2 separate regions of the Homo sapiens genome follow, and region 2 is linked to region 1. The links are chromatin loops, found by intact Hi-C in ENCODE. Cell type or tissue: uterus. All regions are shown on one strand. Each heading gives the region's core, and the rest is flanking DNA. Links, peaks and the distances in the headings are about the cores only.

Region 1 (16,356 bases), core at 3,722-11,721:
CTCTATTTTTATGGCTCTAAGCAGGTCAATGGACTCTCCCCATTTCCCAGCTCTGAAATAAGTGGATGTGCCAGATGACCACCAGGATTCCTTTCAGGGCTGTGGATTCTGTGGCTGTAGATCCATTATGGTTGCTACACTCCACTCAGGTTCCCTCGATGAACTTGGCACCAAGGTCAGTATGAGAAGTAAATAATTTTTAAATCTGACTCTTGGGTCCTACCTTGCCTCACTCAAATGCCAGAATAAAACATCTGAGCAAGCATATCCTCTCGCTTAGAAATAAGAGTACAGGCTAAAATCATGTACTCTTTATAAAATCATTTATATTCTTTATTCAGTCTATATTTTTATTGAAATAAATGATACATTTCCTAAAATTCAGTCTCCTTGATGGTGTTCCCATGGAGTTTACCCAATTGAATTTGCTTACATAATTCCTTGACAAATGGCATGAACTCCTGGTTTTGGCTCAGTGGGAGGACGGAACATTTGAATGGAGCAACTACAGCAGGGAAACTGAAGAACTGGATGATTTAAAAAGAAAAAAATCCAAATATGTTAATTTGTAAATATCTAAATGCTAATATCCCAAACCAAAAGAGGTTAATATTCAGCAAGTGTTCAAGCATAACGTCATTACCAAAATGCCAGAAAACATGACATGAAAAGCAGTATGGCAAAAGAGAAGCAGAACCAGCATCAGAAACACCTGGTTTCAGCTCCGAATTTAGGCCAAGTCATGAACTCTTTCTGAACCTTAGTTTCTCCACCTAAAAAGCAGGTCTCTACCACCTGCTCTGCTTGCTTCACAAGCCCGTTACTAAAAAAGTCAAATGATGTGAAAGCATTCTGAAAGCTACTGTATATAAAAGACGGTAATTTTTTGGTTCCACATAAAAGACTTTCTGTGGAGACTACCTAAATATTCAAACAAGTGGCAGTGACCCAAACCAAAGCCCATTCTGTCTTTTAAGAGAAAAACCTATGAACCTCAGTGACCAAGTGAAACAGAAAAGTTTAATTAGCTCACAAACATATGTCCAAAAGAAATAGTACAAAACAAAAAAAGATGTTCCATATACCTACACTAAAAAGTACAGCCTTCTTAAACTGCCCTGAAATAGTTTCTGAGTAACTCAGAAATCAAAGAAAGCAAAAATAAGGCTGGACACAGTGGCTCATGCCTGTAATCCCAGCACTTTGGGAGGCTGAGGCAGAAGAATTGCTTGACCCCAGGAATTCAAGACCAGCCAGGGCAACATGGCAAGACCCCATCTCTACAAAAACTAAAAAATTAGCTGGGCATTGTGAGGCGCACCTGTGGTCCCAGCTACTTGGGAGGCTGAAGCAGGAGGATTGCTTGAGCCCAGAAGTTTGAGGCTGTAGTCAGCTGAGATTGTGCCACTGCACTCCAGCTGAGCAACAAAGCGAGACCAAAAAAAAAAAAAAAAAAAGGCGAAAATAAAAATATTCTGTGGAAGGCAAACCAATCAACCACTTTAGGTTGGAAATGGGAACTGAAGGCAGTTCTTAATACTTGTACAAAAGGTTCACTTGAAGGCAAAAACACAGAATAAATTTGTCCCATAAAAATAATGAATGACACAGGTTCCAGTTTAGCCTCTCACCCAAAGTTCAATTAACCTTTATTGCCAAGCAATGAATATCCCACTCTAAGTAAGGCCTGTATTCCACCAATATGGCTGCTCACATCACAGAAGGTTCAGAATTCTATTCCCTTCCTCCATCTTGTGATATTTCTATTTAATATAAGAGAGTAACAGGGACCTGCCTTTATAGAAAAATAATTTTTAAAATTTCACTAGCAATGTTTTTATACCAAATTTATAGGCAAATGGATTGAGGAACTAGGTGCTAATAATTTAGAAACATTTTTGGCTTCCCACAGCCTAATCAAATTTCTCTTCATGATGGGAATTCATGCAATTCATAAAACACTGTGACTAATTTATTCTTGTTTAGCCCTTACGAAATTTCTATTAAAGCTCTAGTTATATTAATATTGTTAGATTCAAAGGAACAGCTAAAAGATTTTCTAAAACCTTTTTATTAGAAAAATAAGCAGACAAAGCTTGAAGCAGACTTGACATCTAAAAAGAACACATGCAGTTATGTTTGTCATCATTTCTCAAAAAGAACCAAGCCTTATGTTTGCGCACCTGGGGCCTAGCCCAGGTTCTTACAATCTGTTGAATGAATAGGGCTGCTCCTTCAAGGTTGGGAAATGAAGATGCAACTTTAGGGCAGAGAGTACCATACTAACTTTATTAGCTATGTATTACAATAGTGTGTCAGACTAAAGTACTGGTGCCGAGAACTCACTAGTTCATTCTTTGAGGTTAAATGTCCTAGAAAGAACCACACGGTTGATGTCTAACATTACGTACACTCAAGCTTTAGAATGGCCAAGTGGATGACGCTGTTTCTTTCAATTAACCTGACATATACAACCTCTCCTTTCTAGCCATTCTTCTGGTTGGCTTTCCTAGTAATCTGCCCAGGAGTGTAACTTCTGCAGGCAGAGGTGAGGTAAAAATGGTGAAGTAAGGCAAGGAGATAAAGAGGAAGAAGGCAAGGAGCAGTGATTCAGAAGCATCAGACCGAAAAGAAAATTTGTGGGAGCTGATGAAGACTTCTTATAAACTTCTATCTTCAGCAATACTTGAATGCTAGGAAAGGCTATACCCCAGACAACTATTATCCCATTTATGATCTGTCAAGCTTTCACAGTGAAATCACTCAGGATTCTTATTTTTTTTAAAAAAACCCCAGATCCCTGGGTCTCAGACCTAGTGAATCAGCATCTCCAGAGTAGAACCTAGGAATTCACATCTTTACCCCAAAAGTACCCCAGACAATTTCATGCAGTTTGAGAGGGTTCCCTTTGATACTTTACCAGAGTACAGATACAGCTTAGTGGTCTGGCTAAATTCTAGGAGTTATCTCATCCTTCCCAATTTTCTGAAACACAGCATATCCAGAAAGTACCATTCCTTCCATTGACATAATATAGATTGTTCCCCAAAGTAATAGGTTCAGTCTAAGAATAGAGAGCACCAGGCAACTAAAACAATAGCTTCTAGAATAACCTAAAGCTCAAATAAGATAACACAGGAAACTGGTTTGTCTATACATACTTAAGCAAAGATGAGTGTTAATAGCACTAGATTATAGTAATAACTAATTGACCATTCTAGAGTCTTATTAATGTACTTCACAATGTAATTCAGAAAATTTTTATTTTCTGACACTATAACAGCACACTGTACACAACAACTTACTGTTCTCTGTTCATCTCCTTCTCGTACATGGAATGTATGTTCAAATACCGTATACATGATCCTACCCAGGCCGAAGGAAGGTTCAATTACATTCGGAACAACTTCTTCCACTGAAAAAGAGATAGAAATTCAATAACATTCTCTCAAATACCACATAATGCATTTCAGATTCTCTCTAAACAATTCACCAGCTGCGGTGGCTCACACCTGTAATCCCAGCATTTTGGGAGGCTGAGGTAGGTGGATCATCTGAGGTCAGGAGTTCGAGACCAGCCTGACCAACATGGTGAAACCCCGTCTCTACTAAAAATACAAAAATTAACTGGGTATGGTGGCAGGTGCGTGTAATCCCAGCTACTCCGGAGGCTGAGGCAGGAGAATTGCTTGAACCCAGGAGGCGGAGGTTGCAGTGAACCAAGATCGTGCCATTGCACTCCAGCCTGGAAGGCAAGGGCGAGACTTCATCTCAAAAAAAAAAAAAGAAAAGAAAAGAAAAAAATTCTTAGCACTAAAAATATCTCTATTCTAGATGGATTTTTATCTCTGTATATCAGAACAAAGAAACTAGAACATACCTAAAAACTATTTGCTGATAGGAAACATGCCTTTGAAGAGAAAGCTGGAGTGAAAAAACCTTTCACCAAATTCTGTTTATACTGTGTAAAAATGAAACCTGAGGTACTAGAATATTCCTTCACCAGTCAGCAAACTACGAATAGCAGCAGCTACACTTTATCTCTATTACCTGCCTCGGCTACCCAGAAAGCATAAAAAATCTAAGGCTTTTAATAAGATTTTGCTAGAATTTAAAATCTAACACAGCTGGCAAAATTCACAAAAACAATTCCTACATGCAAAAAGTATTACATGGTTTGTATTTGTTTAACTTTTTAGCTTGTTATCTTGATAAGAACTTGTTCAGAACCAAATTACTGGCATTGTATCACCAAGGTTCTGGGGTCAGGACGCCCTTAGGGGAGAGTTTGCTCAAAGAACAGCACTCCATCAAAGACATCTTACAGGGGCTCACAGCTCTTCATGTGGGTAAGACAACACCCGTGGTATACACAGGAAATATACTGATAATTATTACTTATTATGTGGAAAGGAAGAAGCACTGCTAAGCAATGTCCAGGTCTAAGATAACTGGTCATAACTTTGGAAGAGTTTATGTTTTTTGGGAAATGAGATCATTGGTACCAAAACTCACACACATATGGGAAAAGAGAGCCTGTTTGTCTATGATAAAGAGTTAATACTTTAGAAACATGATCAAGGCATTTTCCTCCCATCCTTCTGTGGTATCTGAGTAATGGTGATGTGCAGCTCTGAACCAGCTGCCAGGATCATGGCTATAAAGCCCCAGACTGTGACGGAAAAGCCCCAGAGTGTGATGGAGAAGCCCCCGCTTACTCCTAACACTGCTCACTGAAGCCTGGCTACAAGACAAGCCAAGAACAAAAGGAAAGGTATGCTCACTCTTTCCACTGGCAGTAGCTTCTCAAACACCCATTACTACTCCGTTTCCAGGAATTTCAATTCAGCCACAAATAAACTTCAGCATCCTTCATACGTGCTCCAAATTACTCATTGCCTAATTCACAGAATTTGTTCTACAAAAAAACATCTTCTTAACTTTTAAAAAAGCATGCAACATCACTGGTCTAAATTACTTTTTTTTTTTTTTTTGAGACGGAGTCTTGCACTGTCGCCCAGGCTGGAGTGCAATGGCGTGATCTCGGCTCACTCCAACCTCCACCTCCCGGGTTCAAGGGATTCTCCTGCCTCAGCCTCCCGAGTAGCTGGGATTACACGTGCGTGTCTCCATGCCTAGCTAATTTTTGTATTTTTAGTAGAGACGGGGTTTCACCATGTTGGCCAGGTTGATCTTGAACTCCTGACCTCGTGATCTACCCGCCTTGGCCTCCCAAAGTGCTGGGATTACAGGCGTAAGCCACCACGCCCGGCCCCTAAATGACTTTTTAACAAGTTATTTTGCCAAAGAAGACAGGGAATGAGGGCCAGGCGTGGTCACTCATGCCTGTAATCTCAGCACTTTGGGACGCGAAGGCAGGTGGACTGCTTGAGCCTAGGAGTTCAAGATCAGCCTGGGCAACATGGCAAAAACCTCATCTCTACAAAAAATACAAAAATTAGTTGGATATGGTAGCCTGCACCTGTAGTCCCAGCTAATTCGGAGGCTGAGACAGGAGGGAGGAACGCTTGAGCCGGGGAGGCAGAGGTTGTGCCACTGCACTCCAGCCTGGGTGACAGAGCAAGACCCTGTCTCAAACAACAACAAAAGCTTTAAGGAGCAGTGACTTTTTGTTTATTATTTTTACAAATTTACCATATAGTGTTTTCTGGAATCTCTTCACATTGATCATGTCTTTTGTTAACTGAAATGTTTTCCCTTCAGTTTCAATTGTGAATTCCCTACGAAGAAACAAAACACATTTTGTATTAGTTCAAACAGGCACCCTGTGCCTTAATTTAAAGGAATTTTGTAGATTGCTAAGTTGTTTTTTCTTTTTATAACTTGATCAACTCTCCAGATATAATAAGTGATGTCAAATTTAAATTATTTCATAAGAAACACCAAATTAAGCATTAGTCTAACAATGGCACCAAAAAGTACTCTGAGGACATACACCAAATTTTGACTAGTTTTATAAAACTCCACAAGTGACTTAATGACAAATTCCTTTGGTTTTGAATCAAGGTAAAACCAAAAACAACTTTTTGAAAATTCAGTTTTAGAATAATAACAACTTTGTCAGAAATAGGCCTGCTGGTAAAAACACAAGGGTTCTCATTACTGTCCCAACAAATGTACAAATGAACCAGCATGCCATCTTACAGAAGTAATTTTACAATCCAATACCCACACTATTTTCAAAATAAATTTGGACATTTGTGTTGATGAAGATCAGTTTAAAAGAAGTTTAATGTTTCTGTTTCATATGGCAATATAAAATATTATCCCCCTCAAAATCACTGGCTGCCATGTATTTGTGTCCTGAGATATGCCCATTCAGTTTCAGGTTATAAGAATTCATCTTTATAAAGAGCTTCATGTAATACCTGTATTTCAGCTTAGGAGGTATTTCCTCACATTTTGAATATCCATTTGGATTTCTCCTCCCTCCCAAGCAATTCAGTGCTAGGATAGAGAGCCCTCATGTGGTTGTCTCAGAAGCTGGATAGTTGGCATATGTTATAACTGTATTTTGCTAGTTTCCACCTGTGATAATCTCATGCCTCATCTGACTGGTGTTCACTGAATTCTTCCGTTTTTACTATTCTGTCTGAAGTCTGTGTGTGCATGCATTCAAGGTTCCATTACATACACAGTGTCACATGCATTCTCTCTGTGAGCACAGTCTAAGTGTATCATAGTTAACAGCTATAAAAGAGTTGCAATTGGGTCAGGCGAGGTGGCTCACACCTGTAATCCCAGCACTTTGGGAGGTCAAGGTAGGTGGATCACCTGAGGTCAGGAGTTCAAGACCAGCCTGGTCAACAAGGTGAAACCCCGTCTCTACTAAAAATACAAAAAATTAGCTAGGCGTGGTGGTGCACACCTGTAGTCCCAGCTACTCGGGAGGCTGAGGCAGGAGAATTGCTTGAACCTGGGAAGCAGAGGTTGCAGTGAGCTGAGATCACGCCACTGCACTCCAGCCTAGGTGACAGAGTGAGACTCCATCTCAAAAAAAAAAGAGTTGTAATTGACAAGGAGACAGCCATTATTTGAGAATAATTAATAAAGCAAACTGTGTTTATGGATAATGATATTTAACTAGTAATATAACTTAGTCCATTTTAATGGGATTTGATATTGTTTTAGTATAAATAGATGTTAATTCTGGAAGACGAGAAATGTTTTTAAATTTTTCTGAAACAGGTATCTTCAACTTGCAAGAGTTCATCTTTGTCCCATCTGTTCTTTGTTCCTTTTCCTTTTCTCCCATCTTCTTGTGGAATATTTTTTCTTATTCTACTTTATCTCCACTATTGGTTTATTAGTTACACCCCTTTTTTGTGTGTGTTTTTTTTCCAGGTGATTGCTCTAGAGTTCATTCTATCCATTTTTTAACTTATCATAGTTTATCTTCAAGTAATATTACACCATTTCACATATAATGTATACACCTCACAAGAGTATATTCCCAATTCTTTGCTCCCACCCTTTGTGCTACTGATAGCATACATTTTACTTCCATGTTATAAATTCCATATTACTTTAAATACTCCATTATCTTTTAAAGAAATTAAGAGATGACAGAGAAAATGCCATTTCTATTTACCCACATATTTATCATTTCTAGATCTCTCAAGTCCTCTGGGTACATCTAAACTTTCATACTTCTGCCTGAAGAAGTGCCTTTAACAATTCTCATAGTGGAGGTCTGCTGGCAATGCACTCTCAGAGCCCCGGATTGTCTAAAACAGAGGTGTTCAATCTTTTGGCTTCCCTGGGCCACACTAGAAAGAACTGTCTCGGACTGCACATAAAATACACTAACACTAACCACAGCTGATGAGCTAAGAAAAAAAAAATGCAAAAAAACCTCATAATGTTTTTTGAAAGTTTACGAATTTGTGTTGGGCAGCATCAAAAGCCATCCTGGGCCACATGCAGCCTGCAGGCCGCAGGTTGAACAAGCTTGGTCTTAAAGTACTTCCTCTTCATTTTTGAAAGATATTTTTGCTGGGTGTAGGAATTTTGTCTTAAAGCACTTTAAAAGATTTCATTCCATTATATTGTGATCCGCGCAGTTTTTGATATGAATTCTAATCATTCTTATCTTTGTTTGCTTTTATGTGATGAGTCTTTTTCCCCACTAGCTGCTTTAAAGGTTCTTCTCTTCATCCCTGGTTTTTAGCTATTTGATTCTCACGGGTCTTCATGTGGTCATCTTCGTGTTTATCCTGCTTGGGGCTAAGCTTCTTGAATCTGTAGTTTTAGCGTTTTCATCAAATTTGTAAATTTTCTAGCTACTGTATAATATTTTTTCTATACACCCTCTCTAGGACTCTCAATTACACATGCATTAGACTGCCTGATATTGTCCCACTGGACATCTTTTTCCCAGTCTCATTTTTTTCTATGCTTCATTTTGGATAGTTGCTATGTCTTTAAGTTCAATGACCTTTCTTCTGTAATGTTTAATCTACTGTTAATCCCATCCAGTGACATTTTCATTTGAGATATTGCCTCTAAATGTTTCATGTTGTTTATATATATAAAAAACATGTGTTTATATCCATATTACACATATATTTTTCCATTTCTCACCTCACATGTTAATGTTTTCCTTTACACCCTTGAGTACATGAAGCATATTTATAATAAGTGCTTTAACATCCTTATGTACTTACTGCATCATGTTTGTTTTTTCTGGGTGTTTCTTTTGACTGACTTTACTTCTCATTTTCCTGCTTTTTCATATATATAATAATTTTTATTGTTTGCTGGATATTGTAAGTTTTACACTGTTCAGTGCTGGATTTTGTTGTATTTCTTTAAAGGCTTTTCTCTATTTTTTTTTTTTGTTTTTTTTTTTTTGAGACGGAGTCTCACTCTGTTGCCCAGGCTGGAGTGCAGTGGCACGATGGTGGCTCACTGCAAGCTCCGCCTCCCAGGTTCACGCCATTCTCCTGCCTCAGCCTCCTGAGTAGCTGGGACTACAGGCGCCCGCCACCATGCCCGGACAATTTTTTTGTATTTTTAGTAGAGACGGGGTTTCACTGTGTTAGCCAGGATGGTCTCGATCTCCTGACCTCGTGATCTGCCCACCTCAGCCTCCCAAAGTGCTGGGATTACAGCCATGAGCCACTGTGCCCGGCCTTCTCTATTGTTTATATTCATGCTTAAACAATTACAGAGAGTATTCTAAACCTCCAAAAAGGAGAGAGAAGTGACCTGAGAGATAGTAGATGTAGTTTCTAACCCTTCCTTCCTCAGCCTGGCTGGACAAGTCTCTTTGTTTAAGACAGTTACTAGGAAAAAAAAAAAGTATATTCTATTTCAAATCTTTTTTCAGGCTATAATGCCAAAATCTCGGCAAAGACAGTCTTTTAAATGCAGCCAAGATACAGTACTTACCTGCAAAAAATCTTAAGAAATTAATCTCATCCTTTCAGAACCTGGCAGATGACACAACTGACTGGAGCCCATGGAAGAGTAAACATCTGATATCTTACCCTTTCTCATTCAGCAGCATCTCCATTTCTGTAATGTAGCACTCATCACAAATGGCAAGATACTCCATCACCAGTTTTGCATCCTTCTTATATGCCTTACCAATTGCTCCCTTACTGGGTTCAAACTGAACAACATTGACTGTTTTGTATGAAGTAGTCAAGGAATCCAAAACTACAGCACTGCCTCAGTATTTCAGAAAATGAGCCTGAGAACAATCAATCATCAACTTAAAACCATGCCAGCTCTCTATCAGTACTCCAGATCCTGTTTATGCTGATTTTAAGGCAAGATGAAACACCTGTCCACAAAATCATTCAGACAACTCTCATCCAAAATTAACACCATCAATAGAAACTTTTCCAGTTACAGTGAGAAAAAAGAGATATTATCTAATCAGCAATGACCCAACCCATAGCATAAGAACTTCTGATAAGTATTTCTAAAATGCTCAAAACAAGATCTATTTCCTGTCACTGACCTACCCCTAAGAAATCAGCTCATAACTTCACTGCCTACTAAAGAAAGAAAATTTCTATTTTGCTGATTTTCAGACCAAGTGAGCTAAATTATTATTTCAGCTACTATCAAATGGCACTCATCTTTTAATGGAAAAAGCTTTCACCAGGTACCCTTTATTTAAAGAGCACGTAGGTAGGTGCAGGTGTGAAGTGCGTTTTGGAAACAGCTGAGAAAAACTATTAACGTTCTGAAAGATATTCAGAGCATTTTTCTAAATATGCTTCTTTTAAAGGCCAAACATTGAGTGGGCACACGTCAGACTACAAGTACAGAGAATAGGAAAGGAACAAAGGGATAGGTAAAATAATAGGTTTAAACAAGCGTTACTACAGTGTCTAAAACATCTCCATTTATCCATAGAACAAGGTAAAGACTTGGACTTATTCATTAGCAAGATGTTCACATGTGAATCCTGAGTTTTTGGAGTGACCAGAAAGGATATGGGTTCTTTCAGAGGTTTCTCAGCTACAAGTGGGACTTTGGTGGCTCGTGCATGACAGGAGAGGTCATAACAGGAACGATCAGCACATCCAACAATCTCAATCCAACCCTAAAAAGATATAATCAATAAAAACATTACTTACTTATTATTACTTATATTGGGTTCATTCACAAATGCATGCAGATTATAAACCTTTCATATATTCAATGATAATTCGATGATATAATCTTCATTCAAATTTCATAAATATTTGAAATGGGAATAGCCTCATATATCAGGCAGCTAATAAGCCTATAAAATATAATTCACACTGATCTGGGTGTGATGGCTCATGCCTGTAATCCCAGGTACTTGGGACGCTGAGGTGGAAGGATCACTTGAGGCCAGGAGTTTGAGACCAATCTGGGCAACACAGTGAGACCCTATCTTAAAAAAAAAAAAAAAAAGAAAGAAAAAAATATATAATTCACACTGTACACAAAGTAGTCTTCCTTTCTGGATGGATTTATATTGTTATACTGAGTCTGTGGGGTAAACTAACATATTCTGGAATTTAATTATGGAAATTAAATGTGAACCTAGACAAAGCCTGTAAATTTGGTTCAAATTTGTGAACAGAAATCAAAATGAATTTGGCAGAAACCACTATTCTTTAGATGAAGTACCTAGTGTTCTCACAACTTGATATCAGATGGCTGACTAAACACATACTTCAGCTGGCCATAAATGTGGGCATTTGGATTCAATTCACTTTCTTCACTGAACAAAAGAAAACTCAGTATAAGAGTGGGTAAAGTTCAGGTCACACAATAAAATTATATAAGAGCATTATGATCACATTGATGCCAGGTTCCCTTTCTTATAAATACACACATAAGATACTTTTAAAAAGCAAAATTTAAATTATTTTCAAAGAACCTGCAATGAATTGAATGCTTGTGTCCTTGACAAAATTCGTATATTGAAATCCTAACTCCCAATGTGATGGTATTAGGAGGAGGTGCCTTTGGGAGGTGATTAGGTCATGAGGATGGAGCCCTAATCACTGGAATTTGGGACCCCAGAGAGCTCTCTTGCCCTCTTTCACCATGTGAGGATACAACAAGAAGTTGGCAGTATGCGACTGAGAATGGGGCCCTCACAAGGATCAGACGATGCTGGCACCCTGATCTCTCAATTCCAGCCTCCAGAACGGTGAGAAATCAATGTCCATTGTTTATAAGCCACTCTGTATGTGGTGCTTTCTTATAGAAACCCCAACTATGACAAACTCTTAAGAACCCGTTATTTCAATAAGAACAAGAGTTTGTAAAGAGCTTATTTTGGTAGATACCTAGTTAGTCCTTCTCAAGAAGATTCATTTTTTTTTTTTGCCCTTGATCCAAAGAGTTTGGGGAAATTCAACCATCAAAACTACTAAGCTTGGCCAGACACAGTGGTTCGTGTCTCTAATCCCAGCACTTTGGGAGGCTAAGGCGGGTGGATCACCTGAGGTCAGAAGTTCAAGACCAGCCTGGCTAACACGGAGAAATCCTGTCTTCATGAAAATACAAAAATTAGCTGGGTGCAGTGCCATGTATCTGTAATCCCAGCTATTTGGGAGGCCGAGGCAGGAGAATCGCTTGAACCCAGGAGGCAGAGGCTGCAGTGAGCTGAGAGTGCACCACTGCACTCCAGCCTGGGTGACAGAGTAAGACTCTGTCTCAAAAAAAAAAAAAAAAAAAGAAAAAAAGAAAAAACTACTAAGCTTTCCAAGCACATGTTATCACATGGGGTGTCTGTAATAAAGCAAGCAAATATAAAACTCATATGAGCTCAGAAACTCCAACACAAAACAACAACAAAAGGAATTAAAGAACAAAGCCTAAAAACATGTAACCTGGCAATCTGACATTCCCTATACATGTCGACTGGTTAAGTATACTTATGTTCTTAACCATATAGTTTGGTGGTTATAATTTACTGCAGATGTCAACTAACATTTATGTACTGAAAGGTAAAATTACAAAAACGTGCCTGAGAATAACAACATTGGGATAGTGGTTACTTCTCTGGATGGAAAGAGAATTGGTGTGGCATTAACTGCAACGGTAAATTTTTTTATTAAAAAAATATATAAAGTACACAAAAAGTATTAAACTCTCTAAGGGAGTTCTCCCCTCTCCTTAAGAGCCTCTGGGACTCTGGAGCTTCTTGTTTCATTTAGCCCTGTTTTCCAGTGACTTTCCATTTTCTGATCCCTAACCCTCACAATGGCACTTAGATAAGGACGAGCAGGCATCCAGTGGGGTTTATAAAGCAGTACAGCATAACTGTTAAGAGCATGAGTCTGGTGTCAGACAGCCAGGTTTATATCCCAGCCTCACCACTCACTGGCTGTGAGACTTAAGCAAATTACTTAACTGAGACAGCAAGAACAACATCTGGTTTAATCTGAAATCAGAATCAGAGCAAACTAAGAGAAGGAGCTGGGTATGAAACAAAAAGAAAAGTAATAATCTTTTCTCATACAAAAGGAAAAACATTTTATTGGTTTGATCTGAAAATAAAAAGAAGTCCCAGAAAATCTAAAAAGTGTAAAGAAATTAATGATCACCCATAATCCTAAAAATAATTACTATTATCATTTTGACATATGTCAAGCAAGCTTGCTAAGAAAATCCTAACAGATTACAGTAATTCTTTCTAATTCCACAAGGGAAAAAGAATATATTAAAAACAACATCATTAATAGCCATTTATAAACATATGCATATTATTATGCATTTATGCATGCATGTGTTAGAACACGTAGAAAAATCATCTAGAGAAGGCAGACATACCCAAGACCATGGAGCTAAGCATGATCTTTTTTCGTCTGTTTGTTTGAGACAGGGCCTCACTCTGTCACCCAGGCTTGAGTTCAGTGGTGCAATCATGGCTCACTACAGCCTCAACCTCCCGGGCTCATGTGATCTTCCCACCTCAGCCTCCCAAGTAGCTGAAACTACAGGGGCGTGCTATCACACCTGGCTAATTTTTGTATTTTTTGTAGAGACAGGGTCTTGCTATGTTGCCCAGGCTGGTCTCAAATTTCTGAGCTCAAGCAATCTTCCCACCTCGGCCTCCCAAAGTGCTAGGATTACAAGCATGAGCCACCACACCCAGCCAGTTTGGACATTTTTTAAAAGCTGTTTTTTACAAGCTGTAAAAAACAACAAAGTTATGTGACAGAGACTCATAAAGCTAAAAATATTTACCATCTGGTCCTTTATAGAAAATGTTTGCTCAATACAGAGAAGAGACATAAAACACCTGGGGAGAGGCATATAACTGGAAGTTTAATTTTCTACATAATAGTCTTCAGAATTATTTTTTCCTTTTTGTTTTAAAAAAAGTAGTCATTACTTTTTAAAATATGACTAATTTTGATTTTTAATTTTTAAAAATCCATAAAAAGAAAGCCATTCTGAAAAGTAAAAACTGAACCAAGGGTATACTGGAACCAGTGACCCCTGGACTAAAGTCTCTTTCTATGTAGGCGAGGAAGCCTCTCTAACACCCAATAAGAGAAATGCCAAAAGACTCTCAGCCTTGTTTTAGATGCCACATTTCCTCCTGCCACCAATATAGACAGCATCTCCTATATGCAAATGCCTTTCGTCCCTCCGCTTCAATACTGATGTTCATGTTTGGTGGTGGAGGCTGGAGGGGTGACAGGGCACAGGGGCAGGAGGGTACCTGGAGATCGTCTGTGAATTTTGAGTTAAATACATAACATTTGAGGAAGGTAGTTCTTAAGCCAGAGATCAGAATCAACTAGTATATTCCCCAAAGCTACTACATAGCTCATTGAGCTAAGAGCACTATGACTTTCTTTATTCAACCTCTCCACCATTTCCAATGTTTGCTGGGACTCTTGCCAGGAAGGAGAGGCCAATGTGTCTTAGATCCACTCCAGGATATTGCCAGTAATGCTGCCAATACACTGTACAGCAGTGTACACATCCGCACTGTCCCATCATACACTAACTCTGTCTCTCAGCTATCTAAGACTACAACGAGCTCCTTAGGACACTTATAAAAAGGCAGGAGGCAACTGCTTTTTCTGTTTTGCTCAGGAAAAGATCTCTTTTCTTTTCCCTTTGTTCCTCTGTGACATAAAGTGCACAAAAATTCATTTGGTACCTGTGCTTCTAAGTTAACAATGTGAAAATCACATGGTAAACAGCACTCCACTTACGTAGGATGTTTTGGATTCTGCATCCCAACAGTCACAGGCATAATGGGCCATCTCATTCTCCATGTGCTGCCGGAAGCGGAGTTTATCTGGAGATATTCCAACCTTCGTGAGGTAGAGGTAGATGCGGCCAATGAAATAGCCTAATACTGTGTTATTAATCACACCCTAAACCAACCAATAAGCAAGCATGGAGGAAGAAAAGAAAACACACATTAATACTCTTCAAAGCCAAGATATCGGTTTCCATTGACTCACTCTACTGAAAAATATTTGACACCCAACACAAACTATTTTATCTTGCTTTCAAAACAATTTCAAATACTCAGAATGAGATCTTGGTTATTTTTTAATGGGTTAATGTCAAGATGATGATAATGGAGTTATTCAAAATCTGTCCAACATACTTACTGGGTCAGCAAAAATTCAGCCCAGTACCTCATACCTCTAAATCTACAGTACTAAAAACAATATTCATAATTGACACTAAAGAATGGCAAAGACATTCCCCTCTGAATTAACCAAAGTAATGACACGTTGAGGGGATTTTAATGTATCCTTACCCACTGAAATTTGTGAACCCCGTAGAGTACACGTAATCATTTTAGTGTTTGCAAGGACCTTAGAAAACATCTAGCCCCATCTCCATACACTGCAGAGGTCTTCTCTGCAAAGTGGCTGACAAGCTATCGTCCAACCTTGCCAGGAGTATTTTCAGGGCCAGGAAGCTCACTGCTCCCTGAGGCAACTCATTCCACTAGTGGACAGCAGCTACTGTTGGCAAGTTTTCACGCACTCACTTCTCCAGGCAAATATTTACAAAGTGCTTATATGCAAGGCCTTATTCCACTGCTATGGGTAATACAGAAGAGTCTGAAACCCAGATGGCTTGCTTTCTGTGGGTCCAATGCTGTCTCCCCCAAAGTAGTACATACTGTTGAGTCAGATTGGTGAGGCACAATGCAAACCAAGATCTATTTTCCAAGTGCTCTGCTAAACATTTTTTTTCATGCTAGCCCCAAGGCCCACAAATTGAGATGTTCAGGTGATTTTTCTCTTACTATAATAATACTGTATAACAAATTCTGTACAAAACCAAGTACTGTAAAAAAGCAAATGACTGCCAAAATAAAATATCTTGTCACCCAGAACACATAGAATTTGCTAATTGCTGCAAACCCTGAACAGGCACAATCTAAGTTAAGTTACCTCCAGAATCCTACCTGTTCAACAGCATCTCCCAGGCGCATTTTCCGAGCGGACTGTCCGCTGACCTGGGCTTTTGCTGAATACAAATAAAGGTGAAGGTCTGCCACATTCTGGAACTTGGGGTGGTCTTTCTCACTGGGATCTACAAAGTGCTCAATTTCTGCCATTGTGAATTCTCTGAAAGCAAAAACGTAAGCGATAAACCTGCATATTTAACTACAAAAAACAAACAAACAAAAAACAAGGCCTCTATTTTCAACTGCATTCTAGTGATAAAGGCTCCATACTATAGTGGTCTTTTTCACTAAACAGAAAGTTGGTTTCCTAAGGGAATGGCCAAAAAAATTTTGAATTAAATTTGTCTGGGTAGTTGTTATTTTTATTTTTTTGATGTATTATATTTGTACAAATTTATGGGGTACATGTGAAGGTTATTTTTAAACACATTAATGAA
Region 2 (16,356 bases), core at 2,886-10,885, 100 kb before region 1:
TTTGAAGCTTGGTGGTTACCATGTGCAGCAGAGTCTTGGCCTGCAGTTGGGACACCTGGATTCTAGACCCAGCCACATCTCTCATCAGCTGTGTGGCCTTGGGTGAGCTCACATGCCCTCCATGGGTTAAGTGGTTGCAGGAAGATGTTGCCCAGGATCTCCTCCAAGGATTGCAGACCTCTCAGCCCTGCTTCTCCTCTCCATCTCAGCCCCTCTTGCACAAGAAAGGCTTTCATCTCAAGGCTTTGGGCAGGAGAGGTGGACGAGCATCAGCAGTGTGGTGCCACCATGGCTGTGCAAATGTTGGCAGGAGGGCCAGGTACCGAGGGCTGCAGCTATGTTGTCAGCAAGTCCCGACTACTTTCCTCGCCTCAATTTCCCCAGTCACACCAAAGAAGCAAAAGAGGCAGGAAGCTAGAAAAAGCCCAGGCTTAGTCAGAAACAAAGTGCCAAGTTGGAGGCAGGATTTTAGCCATTTTCAGCTCGGCTGTCCCCAGCAGTTCCTCCTGGCCCTACTATTCGCTTCTTCTGGGTCCTGCTCCTTCCTTTGCTTGCTTCTCAGCTCCACTCTATTTCCAGGGGCAGGTTTGCAGAGGAGAAGTCACCTCACCCGCACTGAGGTCCCTCTGCTGAGATAGACATACACCTTTCCTAAGCCATGCGATCCATAAAACAAGGCTGTGAGGTGCTGTATTTTATGCTCTTGTTTGGCATTTAATTATTTGGAAGAGTTTGTCTAGTTTGTCTAATAAGTACACAAGGGCAGAGACTGTCTATGTTTGATGCTGTATCCCCAATGCCTAGCACAGTGCCTGCTGAGTGATTACAACTATCCCTATTTTACAGATGTGAAAGCTGAGGCTCAGAAAGGTTAAGGAATCTGCCTAGGGCCACACAGTAAGCAAGGCGCAGGCTGAGTTTCCATCCTAGCTGTGCCCAGCTGCAAAGCAGGGTGGGTGGATGGGTGAGTGCAGTTGGTTCATGTGCTCAGTAACCAGGTGGGCTCTGTGCACCAGGGTGAAGGAACCAGAGAGGTGCTCCCAGAGTTTGCGTAACCCCATGGACAGACAGACAGACAGACAGACAGAACTGGGCTTGAATCCTGGCTCTGGTGTGCAGGCATCATGGCTGAGCTTTCAGTTTCTGCATGTATAAACTGGGTGATCCTAAGAGCACCCCCTTAGGTTGGGTAAGGATTAGATGAGGGGCTATGGGGAAAAGTGTGTTCTGGGCCCTAGCCTGCAGGGATCTCAGCAAGAACTGCCTCTCATTCCTAGGATTGTCCTTGGTCTGAGGAAAGACCTCGGGGGCAGACATGGTGCTGGCAGACATGGTGCTGGCATGGTGCTAGGAAAATTTCCTCCCACTTCTAGGAACTCCCCTCTGCTGCTGCCATGATTAGGAGAGGTGACCTTTCAGAAAGGCATCCTGTGGTTTTATTTTTTAATTTTTGAGACAAGGTCTCTCTCTGTTGCCCAGGCTGGAGGGCAGTGATATGATCTCGGCTCACTGCAGCCTCAGCCTCCTGAGTGGCTGGGACTACAGGTGCATGCCACCACACCTGGCTAATTTTTGCATTTTTAAAGTAGAATCGGGGTTTCGCCATGTTAGCCAGGCTGGTCTCAAACTCCTGACTTCAAGTGATCCGCCTGTCTCTGCCTCTCAAAGTGCTGGGATTAGAGACTTGTGCCACTGGGCCCGGCCTGTGCTTTTAGCATAAGGGACTTTGCTGCAGGACAGAGCCTAAAGGTCTAGCACACCCTTGCAGCTCTTCCATCGCCTGCCCTCCATGGCGTCCCCCTGAACCCCGAATGCCCTGCTTGCAGTCCCACTCTTCTGCCCTCCCCAGACTTCCCTCCTCTTCCTCCTCCTGTAGCTGGTCCCCACCAGTACTTCAATACCAGTCCCCATCCTGTCCATCCCAGGAGTACTCCCTGAGCCCAGCCCTTAGGTACCCACTGCACTCACAGCTATAGCAATACTTAATCCATGCATACATTCATGCAATAACTATTTATTGAGCAGCTACTGTTTGCAGACTGTGAACAAAGGCAACAAAACAGACAAAATTCCTGCCTTCTAACTAAGGCTTTACCTGCTACACAGGGCAAAAGAAGAAAACCAAGAAATAACTGAAGGTATGTATTAGAAGATGATAAGTTAGGAAAAATAAAGCAGGGAGTGAAGGGGATGCAGTTGAGAGATACGGTTTGCAATTTTAAATAATGCGAGTCTTGCATCCAGTTCCCTAGAAGCAGAGCCTGAGATGAGGATCTGGGCACGTGATGTATGGAGGGAAGTGAGGAAGCGAGGAAGCAGGGCAGAACAGGGGGCAGCAGAGCAGGGACTGGAGTCAGTTTCATTCTGGTCCCACGGGGAGCCCCAGGACATGGATTGCATGCACTCAGTCCCCACTTGAAGCCTGTGCAACCCTGAGTCTGTGAGCCCGTGGTTGTGAGCTGCCCAGAGGTGGAAGTGTTACAGGAAAGGGGTCCCAATCCAGACCCTGATCCAGATCCAAAAGAGGGTTCTTGGATCTGATGCAAGCAAGAATTCAGGGCAAGTCCATAAAGTAAAGTAAAAGCAAGTTTTTTAAGAAAGGAAAAAAATAAAAGAATGACTATTCCATAGACAGAGAAGAACTGAGGGCTGCTGGTTGCTCATTTTTATGGTTATTTCTTGATGATATGCTAAACAAGGGGTGGATCATTCATGCCTCCCATTTTTAGACCATATAGGGTAACTTCCTGACATTGTCATAACATTCATAAACTGTCATGGCGCTGGTGGGAGTGTAGCAATGAGGACGACCAGGGGTCACTCTCTTGGCCATCTTGGTTTTAGAGGGTTTTAGCCGGCTTCTTTACTGCAACCTGTTTTATCAGCAAGATCTTTATGACCTGTATCTTGAGCCAACCTCCTGTCTCATCCTATGACTTAGAATGCCTTAACCATCTGGGAATGCAGCCCAGTAGGTTTCAGCCTCATTTTACCGAGCTCCTATTCAAGATGGAGTTGCTCTGGTTCACACACCTCTGACAGAAGGGGGAAGGTAGAGGAATCTCTTAGGCAAGACAGCTTTCATTCTGCAAGGGCAATGCTATGGTGCCTTCTGGGCGGAGGGAGCAGCTGGGGCACAGGCCCTGAGATGGGAGAGCACCCGGCAAGTTCCAGGAACAGCAAGGAGGTTGGTGCCATGGAAGGAGAGTGAAAGAGGGAGAGGGTGGCAGGAGTTCATGGGTGTGGAGAGCCTTGTGGGCCACTGTAAGGCCCATGGTTCTTGCTGTGAGTGAGGTGGGAGCCATTGAAGGCACTTGAGCAGAGGAGTGACCTGATCTGACTTATCCTTCAAGGCTGGCTAAAGGCGGCAAGTGTGGAAGCTGCTCCCCCAGGGGATCCTGCTCCTCTGCATGGCATCTGCCTGCTGACCCCTGGCCCCCCACTGACCTACACCTAGGACTGTGTGCAGCAGTACTTCCTAATGCTTTATTGCTTGAGGCAAGAGGCAGGGGTTGCAAAGAGAAGGGGGGGGATGAGGCAGCAGTCAGGGGTGGGAGGAAGTGGTTAGGATCAGCCTGGGTCCTGGACGATTTACAGGGCATGTTATTGTGAATAGCAGTCAGAACAGGACTCACTGGAGAATCAAAATCACCCTTAGTCCCAGGCCTCAGCTCAGAGGGCTTTGAAAATAATGCCCCGAATAACTAAAAAGAGACAGTGCTCTCCTCCCTCCTCCTGCCTCCAGAGGGATATTCATCTGCAAATAAATGGAAACCAAATCTAGCAATTTGCATGACTCAAGCTATCAGTGTAAGCTGCCAGGATCTTTGCAGAAGATGCCTGTGGACTGTCGTGTGGTTATACAAATGTGCTGCTCTGAGGTGCCGCCCTGTGTGGCATCTTCTATCTTCTGGCTGCAGAGGCTCTCCCTGCTGTGTGCTCAACAACCTTTGAACCCTAAGTGCTGTCCATGCAGATGAGGCAAAGGGAATTTCCCAGGTAACAAGGTCCCCATCCTTCACTAAGAGGCACACCTCTGTTGGTGGTCGGGGGCTGTCTATACGGGTCACTCAGTAGTTCTCAAGCTCCTCTGACTTGCTGAGTGGTGACGGGAAAGCCCTTTACCTCGTGGAGCCTCAGTTTACCATTTAGGGGAACAGAAAGAGGTTTTCGCTGATCTACACAGCAGGAAGAGGTGCTGGCATTGAATGGATTGATGTGACAGGGCTTCAGCAGGAAAAAAAAATGGCTATGCAAATTTAAGGTGGAATTGCATCATGCAACCTAAAATATCAACAGACACCAGGCTGTTGCTTCTGGGTAGCTGGCAAACCATCTGAAGTCCCACATTTCTTGCCACTCAGCAGCCATTTTTTCTCCGGGAGATGGGGCCATTTTGGTGGGACCAGGAGTCCTGGCCCCAGAAGAGCCTTGAAGAAGCTATGGGGTCCAGGCCCCCACCTTCAAACAGGACCCTGTGGCCTCTGCCCCCACCTGCTGGTGACAGTGGCACTGGCCCAATCACCGCCTACACCATGGCTAGGACACCTTTTACATGAAAGAGGCCAGGGAAACTCTTGGGGCCTAGAAGGCCAAGGGGGAGGTTTCCAAGTTCTCAACCCCTACAGGCTCTCCAGGGGATGGTGGCAGAATAACTACTCTGGGGCCTGCAGCCTCACTTGCTGAACATCACTGCACCCCGGCAGGGCACGGTGGCTCACACTTGTAATCTCAGCACTTTGGGAAGCCAAGGCAGGGAGATCATCTGAGGTCAGGAGTTTGAGACCAACCTGGCCAACATGGAGAAACCCCATCTCTACTAAAACACAAAATTAGCTAGGTGTGGTGTCGCGCACCTGTAATCCCAGCTACTCGGGAGGCTGAGGCAGGAGAATCACTTGAACCCGGGAGGCAGAGGTTGCAGTGAACCGAGATCATGCCACTGCACTCCAGCCTGGGTGACAGAGTGGGACTCAGTCTCAAAAAAAAAATCACTGCACCCCATGTTGTCCTGAAAGAGGCTCAGAGAGGAGTCATAATTCTCAATCTCTCTCTCTCTCTCCCTCAGACACACACACACACACACACACACACACACACACGCACACACACACACACACACACACGGAAGAAGTCCCATTCTTCCCTCACAGCTCTGGGCTCCAGCCACCTTGCCCCGTGTGTCTTCACACATAGAGCTCTCCATCCCGGAGAGGCTGTGACCTCCCCAGTCCCGCAGCCAAAACCAATTACCGGCTCCCAATTAATCAACCCTTTAGGAGACAATGGACTCTGGCAGACCCCGGCCTGCCTGGAAGCATAAAAGCATGCTGGTTTAGATGTTCTGAGCCAGGAGGCTGCAGAGGCCGATTTATCCCCTTTGTGTCTGCTTAAAGGAACAGAACTCTCTAGAATTCCGTACCACCTGCCGGCTCCTAGGGAGCTGGAATCTGATCAGACGAAGTTGCTCTGCAGCTACCTGTCCAGAAGAGCATTGCCTGGGCAAACCTTTCTTTTAGGTTCTTGTTGGAGGTATTGGCAGGCTACAGTAGTAACTGCTGTCAATTATAAAGCACCTCCTATGTTCTAGGTACTTGCTTTTCATTATCCATTAATCCCCACTTGAGTCAGGTGCCATTATCCTGATTTTTAACGAAGGCAATGAAAAGTTGGTGAAGTAAAGAAATTTGCTGAAGCTCATTGCTGGGGTGTAGCCTGCCCCTACACCACCCACTAGAATGCAGCCTGCAGGTATTGGTTTCCTGGTACTGCTGTAACAAAGCACCACAGACCAGGGTGCTTAAACAGCAGAGATTTATTCTCTCACAGTCGCGGAGGCCAGAAGTCCAAAATCAAGGTGCCGACAGAGCCATGCTCCCTCCAAAAGCTCCAGAGGAGGATCCAGGTTCTGGCAGCTCCTGGCATCCCATGGCTTGTGACAGCCTAATTCCAACCTCTGCCTGCGTCTCCATGCATCCTTCCCCGCTGTGTGTCTGTGTCTTCTGTCTCTCATAAGGACACTCATTATTGGAAGGAGGACCCATCCTAGTAATCCAGGTTGGTCTCAAGATCTGTTCCTTAATTACATCTACAAAGACGCTGTATCCAAACAGGGTCCCACTGTGAGGCTGCAGGGAAGGGGCATCACTTTTCAACCCATGACACTCTACAGGGTGAAGTTTTTGTTTTTGTTCACTCATATATTCTAGGACACCAGAGCAGTGCCAGATTCATCAAACATGTTCAATAGATCGTTCCTGAATGGGTGAATGAATCATGACAAAACTGAGCTTCAAAACCTGGCTTGCCAGCCTCCAAAACCTCTTACGTGAGGCTTCCTCCATTTCTTAGGCTCCTAGGCTTCAACAACTCCTCATCGTTACTTTTAAACACCACTTGTTTTCTGAAGCTAATCATGAGGAAACATCAGACAATTCTGAATGGAGGGACACCCTACCAAATAACAAGAGTGGCAAGGTCATGAGAGACAAGGGAAGGCTGAGGAACCACCCCCAATTAAAGGAGAACAAAGAAATAGGACCCGTAAACACAACACCTGATCCTGGAGGGGATCCTGGACAGGGAAAACACAACTGGAAAGGACTTTATTGGGACCACTGGCAAAACCTGAATATGGACCATGTGGCTTAGCTAATAGTACTATGTCAGGGTTCTAGTTCCTGACTGTGATCACCGTACTGTGGTTATGTAAAAGAATGTCCTTGTTTTTAGGAAATGCACATAGAAGTAGGAAGTATTTAAGGCATAATGTACATATATGTGTATGCATGGCTGTGAATATTGTTGTGTATATATTTATACATATACACAGGGCAATGATGATAACACAAAGATGGCAAAATGGCAACAATTGATGAATCTGAGTGAAGGGTAGATGGGAGTTCCTTGTACATTTCTTGCAACTCTTCTGACATTTGAAATTACTTTTTTTTTAAATAATATAAAACTTAAGTCACACACGAACATGCAACAAAATTTACAAGGCAGAAAGGATCCCTAGGCACCCGAAGGCAACCACCACTGTTGCCAGCCTTTCAGGTGTCCTTGGGTGTCCTTGCACTCTTTCCTCTCCTATCGGCTGGAACTTGCCTTCTGACACCCAGTATTAAGCCCTCAGTAGAAGCAGCAGGGGAGGGAGGGGAGCAGCGGAGGGAGGGGAGCAGGGGGTGGAGGGAGCAGCTCTTGAAGGGAAGAGGGAAAGTCCTGTGCTCAACCCTGCCCCAAGGGAGCTGATGAGGCTGCTGCTTTTGTTCTGGGACTCAGGGGCACTGGGTAGGCAGGAGGTAGCCCCTTCCCTGGTTCCCAGGCCCCGGTTCTGGGTCCTGCCCACCCCTCCAGCCCCTGCCCTCATTGCCTCTCCATGCATCCAGCCACTGCCCAGGGTACCAGTGAGGTTCCCCATCAGTGGTCCTCAACTTGGGAGGGCATAGCCCTCTCCAGGGAGGTATTTTCCATTATCAAAATGCCAATGGAGTGCTACTGGCGTTTAGGGGTCAGGACAAGAAATGTGGAAAGTTCCAAATTACTTGTGAGCATTTGAGCCTGCCACCATCCCTAAAGGATGGATCTGACCCAAGTTGATGGAAAAGAAGCTGAGCCCCATCTCCTCCCCCCACCATAAAGCCTTCCATGGCTCCCCATTGCTTTTATAATTCCAAACTTCTCAATGCAGCGGGTCAAGCACCGCAGCCCAGTGGTCTCTGGATTCACCATGCTTGTCCTCATTGTTGGATCTTTGTATGCACTCTTCCCTCAGCTTAGGACTCCTGGCTGCCCCCAAGCCTACAGGTGGGAAATATGGAATGTATCTGGGGAGAGTTCAGTTGAGAACAGATTGAAAATGAGGCAGGATGAAAAGATGGGTTCAGATGAAGGCAATGGGTCTAGCTAGAGGGGCTTAAATGATGTTCTGAAACAGAAAGAAGAGGATCGGGGCCATGGTTGATGGTCTTGGCTTCTAGGAGGGGTGAGGTTCTTCCTGTTCAAAGCCACACAGGCCTCGACCCTTCTTAGAGTCTCAGTCCTCCCTGCCCTGTCTGGTCCTAGGACTAAAGCCAGACTGTTTATTTCCACCTGCACCCATTTTCTCCTTCCCCTCTGCTTCCCTTGTCCTTCCCAGGAGGCTGAAGTGGGCAGATGAGCTCATTCACTACCTCAGAGGTGAGTGACTGATAGGTCTGGGCCCCCAAAGCTGAGCAGGTCACAAGCAGAGAATGCTGGCCTCTGATACCATCATGGCCTTGAGACAGGACCCCCTGCCCTCAGCTCCAAAGGAGTGCAGGCAACCACCTCAATTCCAGACTGGGGCTTCCCCTAGGGTGGTAAGCACCAGGGAAGGCAATATAGGCAGTCAAGCTATAGATAGCATAAGCCCCATTCCACAGAGGACCCTGGCTCAGGGCTCCCCAGCAGCAAGTAAGTGGCAGAGCAGAAACTAGAGGAAGGGGAAGTAGTGAGGAAATGTGATATCTTGGTTTGGATTCCCCAAAAGCAGATCCTGAAACAAGGATCCAAGGTTATATTTTGGATATCCCCACAATAAATAGTGTTGTCCCTCTGAGTAAGTAGAGCTTCCTCCTGCCAGGGAATGCTGAGGGCCAGTGTAGGACACGTGCCTTCCAGTTATCTCACCTGAGGGGCGAGGGAGTGGAGGTAGTTATACATCATTGCCTGCCAGTCATAGATTGAAGGCTGCTCCAGAAACCTTTAAATCTCCAGCCCTTGGCCTGACATGCTTGTGGGGTGGAGACTCTGGCTGTCAGGATAAGTCTTTAGGCAAAGAGTTGCAAATGTTTACAGCACAACAAGGGAAGGGCCCAGGGAGATGTAGGTGGCTACTTCAGCCTCTGCTGCAGGGAGGTAGATGGCAACAGAAGGGAAAACTGTCCAGAGCATTTTCCAGTCTTCTGGTGGATTTCTGATGATGGTATTAAGCCCTCAAGTTTTCCCACTTTTCAGATGATAGCACCATCCAGGCTCACATCCAGCAGACAGTCTTCCAGCCTCAAGAAAGTTTGTTTGAGGCAGGAGAGAAACAGCCCTGGTGGCCTCTGACCCTGGAGTGGTGTTTCCCCAAGAATGAGGCTGTTTTGAGACAGGGTGGTCCTACACTTGAGACTGGAGAGGCAGACCCCAGGCTGACCTGTCACTCTGGTGGCTCCCGGTTCCGTTCCTCCAACATACTAGTGGAACTCATGCCTAGTTTATAGAAAACCCCAAGACCCAGGATGTTGAAGCTGAAGGGCCCTTAACCCAGCCCCAACTGCAGAGATGGAGGGATGAGGACAAGAGAGCAAAGGGGGCATTTCCAGGGTCCCACAGTCAGTCAGAGCCATTGTGTATGGTTTTGCAAGTCGTCAACTAACAGGACAATAATGTCTCTGCAGCCAGTCACAGGAAACTGTAACACAAGTCAGAGTGTCAAGTGAGAGAAAGACCAGCTAAATGGATGAATGTATTCATTTCTGATTGCTGTTGTAACAAATCACCATGAACTTAATGGCTTAAACCCACAAATGTATTCTCTCACCACTCTAACAATCAGATGTCCAAAATGGGTTTGATGGAGCTAAAATCAAGGTGTCAGCAGGGCTGCAATCCTTCTGGAGGTTCTAGGGGACAAACTGCTTCCTTGGCTTTTCCAGCCTGTAGAATCTGCTTGCATTCCTTGCCTCATGGCCCCTTCCTGCATCAAAGCCAGCAACACTGCCCCAAGTCTTTCCCACACTGCCGTCTCTCTGCTTCTCATTCTCCTGCCCCCTCTTCTACTTGTAAGTATTCTTGTGATTACAATGGGTCCATCTGGATAATCCAGGATAATCACCCCATCTCAAGTCAGCTGATTAGTAACTGCTGTGGTTTAAATGTGTCTTCTCCAAAAATTCATGTGTTAAAGCTTAATCCCCATGGTGGTGATATTGGGAGAGGGAGATGGGGCCTTTTGGACAGTGATTCAGTCATAGATTCGTGCCTTGTAAAAGGGCTGGAGGAAACTAGCTTAAGCCCTTTGCTTCTCTGCCATGGGAGCACTCAGGGTATGTCTCCTCCAGAGGACACAGCAACAAGGCACCATCTTAGAAGCAGAGACTGGGCTTCTGGCAGAGACAGTGAACCAGCCTGTGCCTTGATCTTAGACTTCCAACCTCCAGAACTGTACGAAATAAATGTCTGTCCTTTACAAGTTATCCAGTCTCAGGTATTTTGTTACAGCAGTACACACAGACTAAGACTGAAATCTTAATTGCATGTGAACCTTAATTTCCCTTTGCCATGTGACCTAATGTTCACAGGTTCTGGGATTAGGATGTGGACCTCTTCAGGAACCATTCTTCTGCCTATCACAATGGATGCCCAGAGGCCTAAGAGATTGTTTTCGAGCAGAGGAGAGATGACAGAACCCAGACCAGCCCAGAGAAGAAGGACAAGCAGAAGGGATGGGCAAGGAAAGACAAACAACATGGCCTGATTCAGAGACACTGGCTGAGCGAGCAGGTATGCCCTGCCCGAGGAAGTGTGGGTGTGTTTGCTTGTGTGTGTCCCATCTGTCTGTATATCTCTGTATGTGTGCACACACGCATACATGCCCGTGTGTGTGCATGCATGCATAATCCTTCCTTACCCTTCCAACTGTCTCATATCAGACTTCTCCAAGGAGGTAAAATGTGAGCAGGACTTTAAAGGCAGGGCAGGGCAGTGAGCTGGGCTCTATCATCCTGTCCCCAGTAAGCAGGCCTCAACTTTGGCTGGAGGCCATCCCTACTCCCTCCCAGGTCTCACCTCTGCCTAGGTGAGCAGCTCCATAGCCACACAGGCTCTGGGCAGGGCTGAGCTATCCAGGCAGGGATGGAGGTAGAGGGTGGAAATGAAATTTCTTACCACACCAGGCCTGGTTCCTACAGCACTGAGCTCACACAAAAGGAAGGGCAAGCTCATGGTGTCCCACACTAAGGGCAGACCTCCCACCTGGTCTCCAGAAGGAGGCTGAGGCACGTATGCAGCCAGGGTTCTCCTGAGACCCCACATCCAGGTAGCAGGAACAGCACGCAGGCAGGGCTCCCCTGCCGCGAATAAGCAGTCCCCATAGCCAGGAAACATCAGAGTGGACTGAAAACTACAAGACGAAGCCCTCCTGAAGACAGAGAGGCTGAGGCCCAGAGAGGTCACAGGGCTAGGTAGGATAGAGCTGGGGTGGAATCTGAAGTTCCTCTTCAGTTTCTTCTTCCCTCCTTTACAGGATAAGAAAATAACAACAGGGAACAGATGAGGACCCCTGGTCCAGCATGGTCTGAGTACATAGGAAACCTCAATGAATGCTAAATAGTTGGGTGAGTTGATGCATGAATAGATACAGAGAGGGAGGGAGGGAGGGAGAAATGGAGGAAAGGAAGAGTAAATGGATGGATGGATGGATGGATGGATGGATGGATGGATGAATGGATGGATGGATGAATGATGGATGGATGGATGGATGGATGGATGGATGGATGGATGAATGGATGCATGAATGATGGATGGATGGATGATGGATGAACGGATGGATGGATGGATGGATGGATGATGGATGGATGGTGTAGGGAAGAGAAAGAGAGATCAGACTGTTACCGTGTCTATGAAGAAAGGGAAGACATAAGAAGCTCCATTTTGACCTGTACCTTGAACAATTGCTTTGCCCTGAGATGCTGTTAATCTGTAACTTTGCCCCAACCTCTTTGCCCCAACCTTGAGCTCACAAAAACATATGTTGCGTGGAATCAAGGTTTAAGGGATCTACAGCTGTGCAGGATGTGACTTGTTAACAAAATGTTTACAAAGAGTATGCTTCATAAAAGTCATCGCCATTCTCAAGTCTTGATAAATCAGGGGCACAGTGCACTGCAGAAAGCCACAGGGAACTCTGCCCTGGAAAGCCGGGTATTGTCCAAGGTTTCTCCCCATGTGATAGTCTGAAATATGGCCTCGTGGGATGAGAAAGACCTGACCGTCCCCCAGCCCGACACCTGTAAAGGGTCTGTGCTGAGGTGGATTAGTAAAAGAGGAAAGCCTCTTGCAGTTGAGATAGAGGAAGGCCACTGTCTCCTGCCTGCCCCTGGGAACTGAATGTCTTGGTATAAAACCCCATTATACATTTGTTCAATTCTGAGATAGGAGAAAAACCACCCTATGGAGGGAGGTGAGACATGTTGGCAGCAATGCTGCTTTGTTATTCTTTACTCCACTGAGATGTTTGGGTGGAGAGAAACATAAATCTGGCCTACGTGCACATCCAGGCATAGTACCTCCCCTTGAACTTAATTATGACACAGATTCTTTTGCTCACATGTTTTCTTGCTGACCTTCTCCCTATTATCGCCCTGCTTTCCTACTGCATTCCTCTTGCTGAGATAGTGAAAATAATAATCAATAAAAACTGAGGGAACTCAGAGACTCGTGCAGGTCCTTGGTATGCTGAGTGCCAGTCTCCTGGACCCGCTGTTGTTTCTCTATACTTTGTCTCTGTGTCTCATTTCTTTTCTCAGTCTCTCATCCCACCTGACGAGATATACCCACAGGTGTGGAGGGGCAGGCCACCCCTTCATCTGCCGCCCAACATGGGTGCCTTTCTCTAGGGTGAAGGTACGCTAAGAACGTGAGCATTGAGGACAGCCAAGGAGAGATTCCCGAGTATGTCTATGGTCAGCCTTGTGGTAAGCTTGTGTGCTTGGAGGTACCCAGGGTAACAATGGGGCAAACTGAAAGTAAATATGCCTCTTATCTCAGCTTCATTAAAATTCTCTCAGGAAGAGGGGGAGTTAAAACTTCTACAGAAAATCTAATTATGCTATTTCAAACAATAGAACAATTCTGCCCATGGTTTCCAGAACAGGGAACTTCAGATCTAAAAGATTGGGAAAAAATTGGCAAAGAGGTTGGGGCAAAGTTACAGATTAACAGCATCTCAGGGCAAAGCAATTGTTCAGGGTACAAGTCAAAATGGAGTTTCTTATGTCTTCCCTTTCTACATAGACACAGTAACAATCTGATCTCTCTTTCTTTTCCCTACAGATGGATGAATAGATGGGCACTCATCTACAGGATTCTGATACAGTCATGGCATGCACCACATTGTCTCATCTTGGGACTAAACATCCCAGTATGACAGCTAGGAAGGATTCAATTAATCCCTATTCATTAATTCAAGGCAGCATAAGAGATGATCCAGGGTGTGGCTTCAGGAGTCAGGCTGCCTGAATTCAAATTCCTATTCCAAGATTTCCTAGCTGTTCTACCTTGGGAAAGTTGCTATATCTCCCTGAGTCTCAATTTCTCCATTTGCAAAGCAGAAATAATGAGAGTACCAACACATAGCGTGGTTGTGAGAATTAGATTATTTATATTAAGTGCTTAACACAGTGCTTGGTGGATAGAGAAAACTAAAAATAATATTAATTATTATTATAAATTACTATTAATTTCATGGTTGCTTACCGTGTCCTTTTCTTTATTATTAATAATAAGATAACAGAGATACTGCCCAGTAACCCAATTTCCTTCAGTGTTAGAGTCAATGGCCTTACAATGGCCCACAGGGCCCTGCATGACCTTGCTTCATGTCTTGTCTGGCCCTGCCTTCCATCTCCCTCCCTCTTTTCCTCTCTGCTCTTGCCACACTGTGCTTCAAACATGCCAGGCATGCTCCTGCTCAGGCTCTTGGCAGCCGCTCCCTACCAGGCTCATCCTCCAGAGGGCCTCATGACCCACTCCCTCACCTCCTTCAAGTCTTTGTTCTGATATCCCCTTCTCAGTGAGGTCTTCCCCCGCCCCTTTTAAATTGCCCATTCTGCCCTATCCCTGGCACTCTAATCTCCCTTCCTGCCTTAACTTTATCCCCATGGCACCTACCAAGATGTGACTCACCATGCACTTAACTTAGTCATCTTGTTTATTGTCAACTTCCCATAGCAGAATCTCAGATCTATGAGGGCAGTGAGTTATAGCTCTTCTGTTTCCCAGTGCTACAGCAGTGCCTGCGCAGAGTAGGCATTCAATAAATAGTTGTTGAATGAATAAATGATATATTGTGAGGATATTCCAGGCCTTGCTGCCTATGTCCAAAATCCCTAATCAAAGTTGAAAGGAGGCAGACATCCAAATGGAAGTGGAAACAGTTCTCAGAAACCTAGAGAGGCATCATGAAGGAGGTGGCCTTTTCCTTGAGTCTTAGAGGGTGTCCTTAGGTAGAGCTGGGGGTGGGGGACATTCCAGGCTATGGCTGACATCCGCCAAGGCCCTGCAAAGAGGAAGCGTCAGATGATGTGCAGCACAGGGGTCCCTTAAAACAGGCCAACCCTTGTTTCAGGGAGAAAGCTTAGAAAGTGGTACAGGTGACTGTAGTGCCATGAGCTAGGTTTTTGCACAGACTGTAGGGGAGAGTGCCAGGTCAGAGGCAGCCCTGGAAAATCTCATCCCAGCCAGGCAGGCAGACCCAGAGAGGTGCAGCTAGCCTTTCCATCAGCGTGGCAGCAAGAAGGATGGCCTACACTGAGCAGATGCAGAAGTGAGCTTTCCTGCCTGCCCCTTTCTGCACTGAGCCTCAGAACCTCCAGCCCACACTGGAGCTAGAGTGAAGGCACTCAGTTGGGGTGAGTGAAGCCCTTCCTCTAGAAGAGTTACACTCAAAATGGACCCACCTCTTCCACATGGCAGGATGCTGCCCCCTCCAAGCAGGGCACAAAGGAGGCTGCCAAGAAGGCAGAGGCCTGGCCTGGCAGACCCAGCTCTGCTCAGCCCCCACAGATCTGAGCTTGACAAGGGCTGCAGGAAGAAGAAGGGCAGGGCCCTGTGAGTGCTCAGCCTGCACTGAGCCTTCACTCTGGGGTGAGATGGAGGACCCACATTCAGAACCTAGCTTTGCCGCTTAGCTGTGCTGGGCAATACCTTTGAAGTCTCTCAGCCTCACTTTCCTCATCTAGAACAACTGGACCAGGCTGGGTCAATCTGGGGTTTGGAAGTGGGATTCAGAAAAACATTCAGAAACTTGAAAACTGGGGGGCTCAGGGTGCTGTTCTGGGGAAACCTATGGAGTCCATGGACATGAAAAAGCACAGAAAGCTGGTTCACAGGGAGAGGAGGAGGACGCCTGAGGGAGACCAGGGTGCCCTCAGGGAGGCGAGGGAGGTGCAGCCTGGGTTACTGATGGCTCTTCCCAATCCACGGCTGCATTTCCAGCCCGGGGTTACCTGAGACACCCCATGTCCTTATAATGCATTCTCCTTTTTTTCTCAATTTGCTTAGAAAAGATTTCAAGTGTGTTTCCATGTGGGGTAGGGCCCACGTGCTCTTTTACAAAGGGCCCTTGCTACTCCTCTGCTAAAGAGGTGGAAACTATTTCCCCTCCACCCGTCCTGTTGCTGGTTTGCAATGAATGAAGCATCAATGACATTCTGGGCATTCCTGGTCCAGGTATCAAGAAGACCTGGCAGCTTCCACTTTTGCACTCTTGGAGGAGCCAGCTGCCATGTAAAAAGTGTCACTTCCCTGAAACCACTATGCTGTGAGGAAGCCTGAGCTAACCCACTTGGAGAGACCACATAGAGAGAGTTGTCCCTGGCTAGTCCAGCCATCCCAGCCCAGTTTCCAGACAGTAAATGAAGAACCCTTCTTGAATGTTCCAACCCCAGCAGACAACTCATGGAACTGTCCATTTGAAACTGGCCCAATTTTCCCATAGAACTGAAGCTTGAGAAACTTACATTTGTCTTATGAGTTCCTTTCTCAGGAAATCGACCATCAGGCCTCCCAGACAGGATCAAGAAACTGATACATTCCAGATCACCTTATCCAGACAATGAGAGGCCAGACCTCTCGTCTGACCATCTGTTGCCTGTTCACTAGCTCCTCTTCCTTCCCTGCTCTACAAACTCCTAACTTTGGTCAGCGAGAAAGTCAGATTTGAGACTTGTCTCCCATCTTCTGGTGGATGTCACCCATAATAAAGCCTTTCTTTCCTGGCAATACTTGGTGTCTCAGTGATTGGCTTTCTGCGCAGCAAGCAACCTAGGCTGAACCCCTGACATTCGGTAACACGTTGACAGCTGAGCTGCCCCCATTGAGCCCTCCTCAAATTGCAGAAACATGAGCAAATATCTTATTTTTTTTTTACCACTACATCTTGGGGTAGTTTGTTATGCGGCAATAAATAATTGAAGCAAGTTGTAGTCAAAAACACTATAATCCTCACTATGCACATCTATTGGGCTCCTGAGTTCAGACAGTGACAGTTCTGATAGTGAGGGACATCCAGTTAGGAGGTGAGGTGAGGGCCCCAGCCTGGTCTCTGGCTGTGCCACTCTGTCATTC

What was found. Peaks named below come from ENCODE experiments on the same cell type or tissue, not always from the same donor. Only the 100,000 strongest peaks of a DNase experiment are listed, where the experiment ranks them.
Region 2: it touches region 1 in a loop (2.3-fold over the local background); 17 of 110 quality-filtered maps call a loop at or near these places.

Annotation. Positions count from the first base shown.
Region 1 is chr7:30,615,619-30,631,974 of GRCh38, reverse strand. It overlaps GARS1 (glycyl-tRNA synthetase 1), which reads right to left. Exons shown (of 17, transcript NM_002047.4): 9 at 15,917-16,079; 10 at 14,697-14,861; 11 at 10,475-10,582; 12 at 9,513-9,658; 13 at 5,656-5,741; 14 at 3,306-3,415; 15 at 434-527. Among named protein-coding and RNA genes, the nearest start is that of GARS1, 29 kb to the right of the region's middle. In uterus, for the core only: no CTCF peak of the experiment used is centred there; no DNase peak of the experiment used is centred there.
Region 2 is chr7:30,714,823-30,731,178 of GRCh38, reverse strand. The region is part of intron 1 of LOC105375220 (a long non-coding RNA gene); the gene reads right to left. LOC105375219 (a long non-coding RNA gene) reads left to right here and starts at 3,892. Exons shown (of 4, transcript XR_927156.3): 1 at 3,892-3,999; 2 at 10,311-10,512; 3 at 11,255-11,345; 4 at 13,063-16,011. RefSeq lists an enhancer at 3,307-3,808. In uterus, for the core only: no CTCF peak of the experiment used is centred there; no DNase peak of the experiment used is centred there.